Linked DNA regions of Homo sapiens: region 2 is linked to region 1. The links are chromatin loops, found by intact Hi-C in ENCODE. Cell type or tissue: dorsolateral prefrontal cortex. All regions are shown on one strand.

What was found. Hi-C counts contacts between places; a loop is a spot of excess contacts. Peaks named below come from ENCODE experiments on the same cell type or tissue, not always from the same donor. Only the 100,000 strongest peaks of a DNase experiment are listed, where the experiment ranks them.
Region 2: it touches region 1 in a loop (5-fold over the local background); 86 of 110 quality-filtered maps call a loop at or near these places.

What each region holds. Positions count from the first base shown.
Region 1 is chr20:737,128-742,127 of GRCh38, forward strand. No RefSeq gene overlaps it. Among named protein-coding and RNA genes, the nearest start is that of SLC52A3, 29 kb to the right of the region's middle. In dorsolateral prefrontal cortex, CTCF peaks have their summits at 2,087 (motif pointing left) and 2,288; DNase peaks (open chromatin) are centred at 2,064 and 2,836; H3K27ac peaks cover 1,688 bases.
Region 2 is chr20:558,811-563,810 of GRCh38, forward strand. No RefSeq gene overlaps it. Among named protein-coding and RNA genes, the nearest start is that of CSNK2A1, 18 kb to the left of the region's middle. In dorsolateral prefrontal cortex, CTCF peaks have their summits at 3,076 and 3,281; a DNase peak (open chromatin) is centred at 3,071.

The DNA of each region.
Region 1 (5,000 bases):
CTGGGCCAGCCCTTAGGACATGTCACAGCCTGAGACAGGGAGGTCATGCCTCTGTACTCTGCAAGATCAGACTTTGGAGTGGTTGCCCACAGGAGAGATGTTATTAATATCTTGGGTGAAGCAGCCCTTTTAAGCTGGTGCCTTGATCCGGGTGATGGCTTTGAGGTGGAAAACAAGCCTGAGTGGTTTCAGCTTTCAACTTTTCAAGAGAAGCTATGTATCTAGATTTTGATGTTAACTCTCCAAACTTTTTTAAAATGCTGGAAATTCTAGACTTTTCAAACCTGCTGTGAGGGGCTCACATGCCAGGCACAAGGGCTGGAGGGGGCCTGAGGCTGCCTGTCGATGCCCCTTGATATAAAACCAGGCTGGGTGCAGTGCCTTATGCCTGTAATCCCAGCACTTCGGGAGGCCGAGGTGGGTGGATCACTTGAGGTCAGGAGTTCGAGACCAGCATGGCCAAAGTGGTAAAACCCCGTCTCTACTAAAAAATACAAAATAATAATAATAATAATAATAATAATAATAATAATTAGCTGGGTGTGGTGGCTCACCCCTGTAATCCCAGCTACTCGGGAGGCTGAAGCAGGAGAATTGCTTGAACCCGGGAGGCGGAGGTTGCAGTGAGCCGAGATCGCGCCATTGCACTCCAGCCTGGGCAACAAGAGCAAAACTCTGTCTCAAAAACAAAACAAAACAAAAACAAAAACAAAAAAGGAAAACCAAACAAAAAAACCCCCAAAACCTGCTGTGTCATCTGACATCACGCTAGTGTCTGGTTGCCGCACTGGAGAGGACACCCCATGGGGCAGGAATCTTTGGGTTTTGATCTCCACCACATCCCCAGCATGTAGGGCAGGGTCCAGGCCTGGATGCAGCACGAGAGAAGGAACGCAGGGCCCGAATGAGTAATTTGCCTCAGTGTGCAGGTCATTTAATTGCAAAGAGAGGAAAAACGACAACCAAAAACAACCAAATGAAAAAATGAGCAAAGGATTTGAATAGACATTTCTCCAAAGATGTACAAGTGGCCAATAAACAGAGGAAAAGATGCTCAGCGTCAGTAATCATTAGGGAGATGCAAATCAGAATTGCAAGCACGAGATACCGCTTCACACCTATTAGGATGCCTATTAAAAAACAAAAACAAAAAACAAAACAAAACAAAAAAATCAGGCAGAGTGCTGTGACTCACACCTGTAATCCCAGCACTTTGAGAGGCTGAGGTGGGCGGATCACCTGAGGCAGGGAGTTCGAGACTAGCCTGACCAACATGGAGAAATCCCGTCTCTACTAAAAGTACAAAATTAGCCGGGCGTGGTGGCGCCTGCCTGTAATCCCAGCTACTCGGGAGGCTGAGGCAGGAGAATCGCTTGAACCCAGGAGGTGGAGGTTGCAGTGAGCCGAGACCACGCCATTGCACTCCAGCCTGAGCAACAAGAGCGAAACTCCGTCTCAAAAAAAAAAAAAAAAAAAAAAAAATCGCAGATCTGACTGTGTGACCTTGGGCAAGTTGCTTGACCTCTCAGTGCCTCCATTTCCTCCTCTGTAACGTGAGAGTAAAAATACTACTCATACCTACCTCGTAGGGCTGTCATGAGGACTGAATAAGTGCATAGGTACAGACATGCTTAGGACAGTATCAGCACATGCAGGAATTACATGGGAGTTGGCTGTTAATATTATTACAGGAGTGGATCAAATCCATCTCTGCCATGGACTTGCTGTGTGACCTAGTGCAGGTCACTTTGCCTCTCTTGGTCCAGTTTTCTCACTTGTAAAATGGGACCATACTGCCACTCTCCATAGGGCAAGTGTGCGGATTCGAGGAGCTCATATGTGAAAGGCCTCCTTCAGGCGCAAGGTTGGTCCTTGGTTATGCACGTATGTGAGCCTCTTGGCGTGCCTTCATATGTGGGGCATAGGCAAGCACTCAAGTGGCCTGGACTCCTATCTCGGCTCTCAATGTCCCCGCTTCCTGGCCTGGGATCAGCAGGACCTCAGTGGATCCACCATCCAGGCACATCCCTTTCTTTCCCTGCTTTTTTCCTGCTTCTTGGGCGGCACCACCACCTACTGGCCTAAAGCTACATTGCAGCCAATGTGCACAGCGGGGCGGAGGGAAGGGAATATGGCCTTGGGCAGCTGCTGTGCGCAGAATATTTACCTCTGTACACGCTTAGGGTGCTGAGGCTTAGGGAGCTCACACGGAGAGAGCCAGCTGTGAAGCTGGGGTTAGAATCCCTGTCTCCCTTTCACCTCACTCCAAACACCCTCTTAGAATGGGAACTCAGTTCAGGTTCTGCCTTGGGCCCTAGACGATCCACCCCTCCCTTCTGAGCAGGGAGCCAGGAGCTGAAGTCCAGGGTCCTTGGAAGTATGTCAGGGTTGTCCCCCCAGGGTCCTGATTACAGAAGAAAGAACACTGGACTCAGAGTCCAGAGGTTGGGGGTCTAGCTTTGCCTTCCCTATCCCCAACTATCAGCAAAACAGCCTTTGGAAAATCCTCACCCATTTATTCTAGCACTTGTCATTTCGAAATATATTTACTGTGGGAGAGCATTTAATGTGAGTGTTAGGTTCTAACGCAAGGAGAAAATTATAAAAATAAACAAAAACTTTTAAAGAACTCCTAAAAATCCTTTAAGTCACTCATAAAGTATAATATGGGCAGTTTTCTAAATATAGTCCTTTGCAGCAATAAATGCACGGACCATAAAGAACAGCAGTATATGGTGGTGATTGCATGCATTTGCGAACTGTAATTTTAGGTTCTGTTCTCTCTCAGGGGTGTGTGGGATTCCGAGCTGTGGATCCACACCCCCACATCTCTCTCACAGCTGGGATCATGTCCAGGCAGAATCGCCCACATTGTGTACATCATTCTCCCTTCTCTCTCTCTTTCTGAGCGCACATAGCTGCATTTCCGAAGTTACATAATAAAAACAGCTAACATTTATTGAGCTTTCATTATGTATTAGGCCTGCTCGCAGCCCTTTGCTCACGCATTAATTCATTAATTCAGATAATCCTCCTAAGAATGTTATGAGGTAGGTATATTATTATCTCTTCTCTTTACAGATGAGGAAACTGAGGCACTGAATGGTTAAGTAACTAGCCCAAGGTCAAATAGTGTACCACCCAGCCCGAAGGCGTTCACCTTGTTCCCGGGTAGGATCGCAGAACTGGTTAAGCTAGGTTACCGATCCGGGTGGTGTCAGCTGATCCCTCAGCTGCTGTAGTGCAAGATCTGCAAAATATCTCAAGCACTGATCTTAGGTTTTGCAATAGTGACACTGTCCCCAGGAACAACTTGGGGAGGTTCAGACCCTTGCTGTCAGAGGCTGCACAGCCCCTAAACCTTGATTTCTAATCTTGTAGCTAATTTGTTAGTCTTACAAAGGCAGACTGGTCCCCGGGCAAGAAGTGGATCTTTTCAGGAAAGGGCTATTGTCATAATTTCCTCAGTTACAATTTTTGCAAAGGTGGTTTCAATAGCCAGTGAGTGGTACAGCCTGAATTTGAAGGCAGGAAGTCCGGGACGAGAACCCACACTCTTGACTGGCATACTTGCCACCTGAATGGAGGCTCCATAGAGCCACGCGTGCATGCTTGTGTACCTGTTGTCAGCCCGCAAGCTCCGTTAGGCAGGCTAGAACCTGATCCAGGTTAACTTTGCATCCTTAGTGCTGGTTCTTTCCATCCAGGGCCCCACTCAGGGTATATGCTCAGTGACTGTTGTACAAATGCATAAAGCTCAGTTTGCATAAAGCTCACTTCAGCTTCTGTATCTGTAAGACAAGAATCAGAGCCAGGCACAGTGGTTCATGCCTATAATCACAGAACTTTGGGAGGCTGAGGCGGGCGGATCACGAGGTCAGGAGTTCCAGGCCAGCCTGTCCAATATGGTGAAACCCCGTCTGTAGTAAAAATACAAAAATTAGCCAGGTGTGGTGGCACGCATCTGTAATCCCAGATACTCGGGAGGCTGAGGCAGAAGAATCACTTGAACCTGGGAGGCAGAGTTTGCAGTGAGCCGAGATCATGCCACTGCACTCCAGCCTGGGCGACAGAGCGAGACTCCATCTCAAAAAAAAAAAAAAAAAAAGAATCGAAATCAGCTCTTCAGATTGCTGGAGGCTCCGACAAGCCCATTGGTGGGAAAATTCTCTTTAAAGACACTGATGTGGGCTGGGCACAATGACTCATCCTGTAATCCCAACACTTTGGGAGGCCAAGGTGGATGGATCACTAGAGGTCAGGAGTTTGAGACCAGCCTAGCCAACATGGTGCAACCTTGTCTCTACTAAAAATACAAAAAATTAGCCAGGTGTGGTGACATGAACCCATAATCCCAGCTACTCGGGAGGCTGAGATGGGAGAATCGCTTGAACCCAGGAGGCGGAGGTTGCAGTGAGCCAAGATTGCACATCTGCACTCCAGCCTGGGCGACAGAGCAAGACTCCATCTGAAAACAAACAAACAAACAAAACACTGATATAGTTTGGATTTGTTTCCCCTCCCAAATCTCAGGTGGGGTTGTAATCCCCAGTGTTGGAAAAGGGGCCTGGTGGGAGGTGATTGGATCTTGGGGGCAAACATCCCCCTTGCTGTTCTTGTGATAGTGAATGGATTCTTACGAGATCTGCTTGTTTAAAAGTGTGTGGCACCTCCTCCTACCCCGCTCCAGCCATGTAGAACGTGCCTGCCTCCCCTTCGCCTTCTGCCATGATTGTAAGTTTCCTGAGGCCTCCCCAGTCATGCTTCCTGTACAGCCTGCAGAACCGTGAGCCAATTAAACTTCTTTTTTTAAATGAATTACCCAGTCTCAGTTCATTATACCAATGTGAGAACAAACGAATACAGACACTAAATTCTCCTTTGCCCACCTCCTGCTTGGTCCCTTCTTGAATTTTCAAGCTGCTCAACCAAGTGGCCTGCACCAGCTTGGGAGAGCTAATCGTGTGTATCTGTACCCAACTCTACATTCAGTAACATCA
Region 2 (5,000 bases), 180 kb before region 1:
ATCCTTCCGCCTTGGCCTCCCAAAGTGCTGGGATTACAGGAGTGAGCCACCGCGCCCGGCCATGCATAGTTTTAAACATAAATAATGTCCTAGTTGTAATTTAAAAGAAAATAAAGTGAAAATAATTTAGAATAAATTAATATGTAAATGTTCCAGGACAATGTGTAGAAACCATCACAAAGTAGTTGGGTGGGCTCTGCTCTGGGTGGAATCATTGAGAATCTGCAGGCTGAATTGGTAACGCCGCACTGGCGGCACATGCACTGTGACTGCATGGCTGTGATAGTCTGAAATGTGAGCAGTCTAGGTAAAGTTCTGAACCAAACACAATCCATTCTGTTCCCAATCGCTACAGACTAAATGTTTGTCTCCCCCAAAATCTTACGTCAAAGCCTAATCCCCAGCGTGATGGTATTAGGAGATGGGGCCTTTTGGAGGTGATTAGGTTATGAGTGCAGAGCCCTCATGAGTGGGATTAGTGCCCTTATAAAAGAGGCCCCAGAGAGCTCTGCTGCCCCTTCTACCATGTGAGGACACGGTGAGAAGCCATCTATGAACCAGGAAGCGGTCTTCACCAGACATGGAATCTGCCAGCTCCTGGATGTTGGACTTGCCAGGCTTCGGATCTGTAAGAAATAAATTTCTGTTGCTTATAAGCCACCAGTCTGTGTAATTTGTTACAGTGGCCTGAACTGACTAAGACACCAATTTATGTGAAGGTTGCTTTCCTGGCAGAGTCGCTGTTATTAAAACCAAGCAAACACACATTGTACTGGAAAAGGCAAAACTATAGAGACAATGAAAAGATCAGTGGTTGCCAGGGCTCAGGGGAGGGGAGAGAGGGATGCACAGGTGGAGCACAGGGCATTTTTAGGGCAGGGGACCTCTTCTGTATGATGCTGTAATGGTAGATAAAGGATGTATGTACTTGTCAAAACCCAGCATGGGCCGGGCGCGGTGGCTCACGCCTGTAATCCCAGCACTTTGGGAGGCCGAGGCGGGCGGATTGCCTGAGCTCAGGAGTTTGCAACCAGCCTGGCGCTACAGAAATCCTGCTTCAAATCCAGAAACCCCGTCTCTACTAAAAAACACAGAAAATTAGCTGCGCGTGGCGGCATGTGCCTGTAGTCCCAGCTACTCGGGAGGCTGAGGCAGGAGAATTTCTTGAACCCGGGAGGTGGAGGGTGCAGTGAGCCGAGATCGTGCCACTGCACTCCAGCCTGGGTGACAGAGCGAGACTCTGTCTCAAAAACAAAAAACAAGCAAACAAAAAAACAAAAAAAAACAAAAAATCCCCAGCATGGTAGAACTGTGCAACACAAAGAGTGAACTGTAAGGTAACTGTGGATTTCAGTTAATAATTGTGTGTCAAAATTGGTTTATCAATTGTAACAGATGCACCATGCATTTGCACTAATGCAAAATGTTAATAACAGGAGAAACTGCATGTTTGGAGAAGGAGTACAAGGGAACTGTCTATGATTTCTGTGTCATTTTTCTTTTTCTTTTCTGAGAGAGGGTCTTGCTCTGTCCCCCAGGCTAAAGTACAGTGGCACGATTAGAGTCCACTGCAGCCTCAAACTCCTAGGTTCAAGCAATCCTTTAGCCTCAGCCTCCCAAGTAGCTAGGACCACACACATGTGCCACCATGCTAGGGAAATTAAAAAAAAAAATTGTGGAGACAGGTTCTTGCTATCTTGCTCAGGCTGGTCTCAAACTCTTGGCCTCAAGCAATCTCCCCATCTCGGCCTCCCAAAGCACTGGGATTACAGGCGTGAGCCAGTGTGCCCAGTCTCTGCACAGTTTTGCTCTAAGTCTAAAACTTCTCTAAAAAAGTAGTCTATTAAACATAAAAAACAAAATGAAAACCCCCACACATTGTGTTTATATGTAAAATAGAATTCGGTCCTTGGCTCAGATAATTAAAAACAAGGTTTTTACCTACACTAATTACCAAAGGGAGATTTGAAAATCATGACTTGAGATGCACTGCAGGATGTCTGCACCCTTGCTCCCCTCCTGCATGGCCGGGGCACCCCCTGGTCACTGGGAACTCTCCAACACTCTTGGTGACATTGCCCCCTTGAGGATCTCTGCACTGGATCTTTGCTCCCTCTCCTGCAGAACCCACAACTGCTGACTTACTGATCTTGGGTGATGTCTGATTAAAAAGTCTCCCCAGGCTTAGGAAACTCAAGGTGCCACTGTGGACACAGCTCCCACATTTCAGCTTCCAGAAATCCTGCTTCAAATCCAGATCCCAGCACTCCCTCATTATGTGGACTTGAATGAGTCACATCAATTTATTGAGCTTCAGTTTCCCCATTGATGGGAAAAAGGGTGATTGATAATACCTGCCATACTTTATATTCATAATGAATATAATGAGTATATTCATTAACTCAGTAAATATATATTGAACACCTACTGTCTGTGCTGAGAATTCAACAGCGAGCAGAACAAACATCTCTGCCTTATTGGAGCTTATGGTCTCGTGATGGGGACAGACAAAAATCAAACAAATATATGAGATAATGTCAGTGATAAATAAAAATAAGGCAGAGTCACAGATGGAAAGAGGGTAGGGCAAGGGATCCTTGGTAAGTGTCGTCCTGGATGGCTTCCCAGAGGAGATGGCATTTGAACAGGGCTGGGAATGAAGTGAAGGAACGTGCCACGAAAGTCTCAGGGCGAAGAGGCAACAGCAAACACCAAAACCCTGAGGTGGGAATGTGCTTGGTGAATTCGAGAAACAGCAAGGAGGCCAGTGAGGCCGGTGGGGAGTAAGAGGGAAGAGAAAGTGAGGACAGAGAGATCTGGAGAAGCCAGACTCTGTAAGGAATTGGGGGTTTATCCCAAGTGCAGCAGGGAGAAAACTTGAAGAGTTATTTACTGGGGAAGGCTTCCTGTGTTGTGTGCCCTTGCAGGTGAGAAAAGGTGATGAGCCCACTCTAAAGCCAACTCTATGGCCCATGACCGTGGTCTGGGACACTTTGAGCAGAAAGCGTCCTGTTCTCCTTGGAGTCAAAGGATTGGTGACAGTGTCTGCCATGCTGTAGTTTCCACAAAATACCACCAGGTGACGACTCTGGGTCACGCTTCTAACTTGTGGGTTCTTGATTCCTGGAGGGCTTTTGCTAAAACACAGACTGCTCCTGGCCCCAGCCTTCCAAAGCGCTGGATTACAGGTGTGAGCCACCACACCTGGCCTGACAGCCATGTTTTTAGCTTTTAAAAGCAAAACTTTGGCATTAGCACTATCTCTGTGAGAGGGGCCGATCATTCCTGTTTTCCAGATGGGTCTATGAGGCTCAGAGAGGAGAAATCATTGTCTCCATGAGCAAAAGTGATAAAACTGGCACTCGGCCCCCATGTCTGCCTGACTTCAAGGCCCCCAATCCTTCAGGGATGCCACACCCATGTGCCCAGTGAGGCTCTGGGAATTTTAAAAACTCATCCAATTTAATCCTTACAACTGAACAAATCCCATGCAACGTTAATGTCTCCATTTTAGAGATGAGAAAACTGAGGACTAGAACTGAGAAATAAGTCACCTGATGTCGCTGAGCTGTTCTAAGGCTGACATCATGCATTTTGGAGTCAGAGAGACCTGAATCTCAACTCTAGCTCACACTCTCCCTAGCTATGTTCACCTGATTTCTCTGAGCCACAGTTTAAGATGGGAATAAGAGCCCCTCCTGCTTGGTAGCTGTTGGTAATATTTATGAACAAATCTAGGCCTGGGGCCTCTTAGGCTTACAGTGGCACCAGCCTCTTCTGTTCTGGAATCAGGAGGGAAAGTGATTGACCCGGCATTGGCCATCCCTGGCCTGGCTGGGATCAGAAGGGTCCTGGAAGGATAGGCAGTACCCGGCAAAGACTGGGGAGGGAGCTTGCTTAGCAGAGGTGTGAGGGACCTCACAGGAGTCCCCACAGGGTGTCCAGGTAGGCATAGGTATGGACGGCTGGACAGGGACTCCAGTTGGCCAACCAAGAACAGGGATAGAGCTTGGGCTTTGGGGTCAGGCAGCTTGAAGCTCTGGGTTCCAGCTCCCAGATCTGTAAAGTGGAACAGTAATGACTCTTCCCTGTTTTGGATTATTGAGAGGACCCCGGGGAACAGTGGGCTCAGCTGGAGGGATGACATTCTAAAGTGTTCTCTGGGACCTTAACCCCAGTCTCACAGGAGATGGGCCTTTGACTGTGGCCTTTCTGAAACCTGAGAATGTTAATGGTCACATAACGTTAGTAACAGTGATGGCAGATAACATCTGTCATGGATTAGAGGCCACTGGGAGGTTCTCCCTCACAGTTCTGGGTTCTTTGGATCAGAAACATGGCACAAACACACAGCCAAGGGTGGTTTAGGGCCTTGCAACTTACAAAGTCCTTCCATAGCATTGCACTGCACCCTGTGTTAAGATAAATTCTCCAAGCTTTAAGCACTCTGCTAAGTGCTTGACAGGCCTTATTTTATTCTTCCAAAACACTTTGAAGTGGGTGTTGCCTTGACCCCCATTCTTCAGCTGAGGAAATGGGAGGCATAGTGAGGTCAAGTGACTTGCCTAAGGCTACTCAGCTGGAACGTAGAGCGCCTCATCCCATGCTTGACTCTGAGTAGAGCAAGGGTTGCACAGCAAGTCAGAGGCTGAGAGGGCCTTGGAAGGACCCGAGGCTCCCCTAGCCACTCCTGCCTGGCACCGATTCCTCCAATCCCACCTGGAAGTGGCTGGAAGTGAGAGGGAGAGGCGGTAGGGGTGCTGAGCCTGAAGGGAGGTTTCAGGACTCAGGCTAGGAAGGCAGAGAAGGAGAGGAGGGACGGAAGTGCCCCTTCCCCCTAGAGCCACTGAGGGGAGAGATAAAGGCATGAGGAGATGTAGCTGGGGCCAAGACAAGGAGGAAGAGAAGAGCTCAGGAGCTAGAAGGAACAACTATCTGGGGAGGAAGCCCCGTTCCAAGAGAGAAGGCCAGGGATGGGAAGGGGTGGGCCAGGCCCTTGG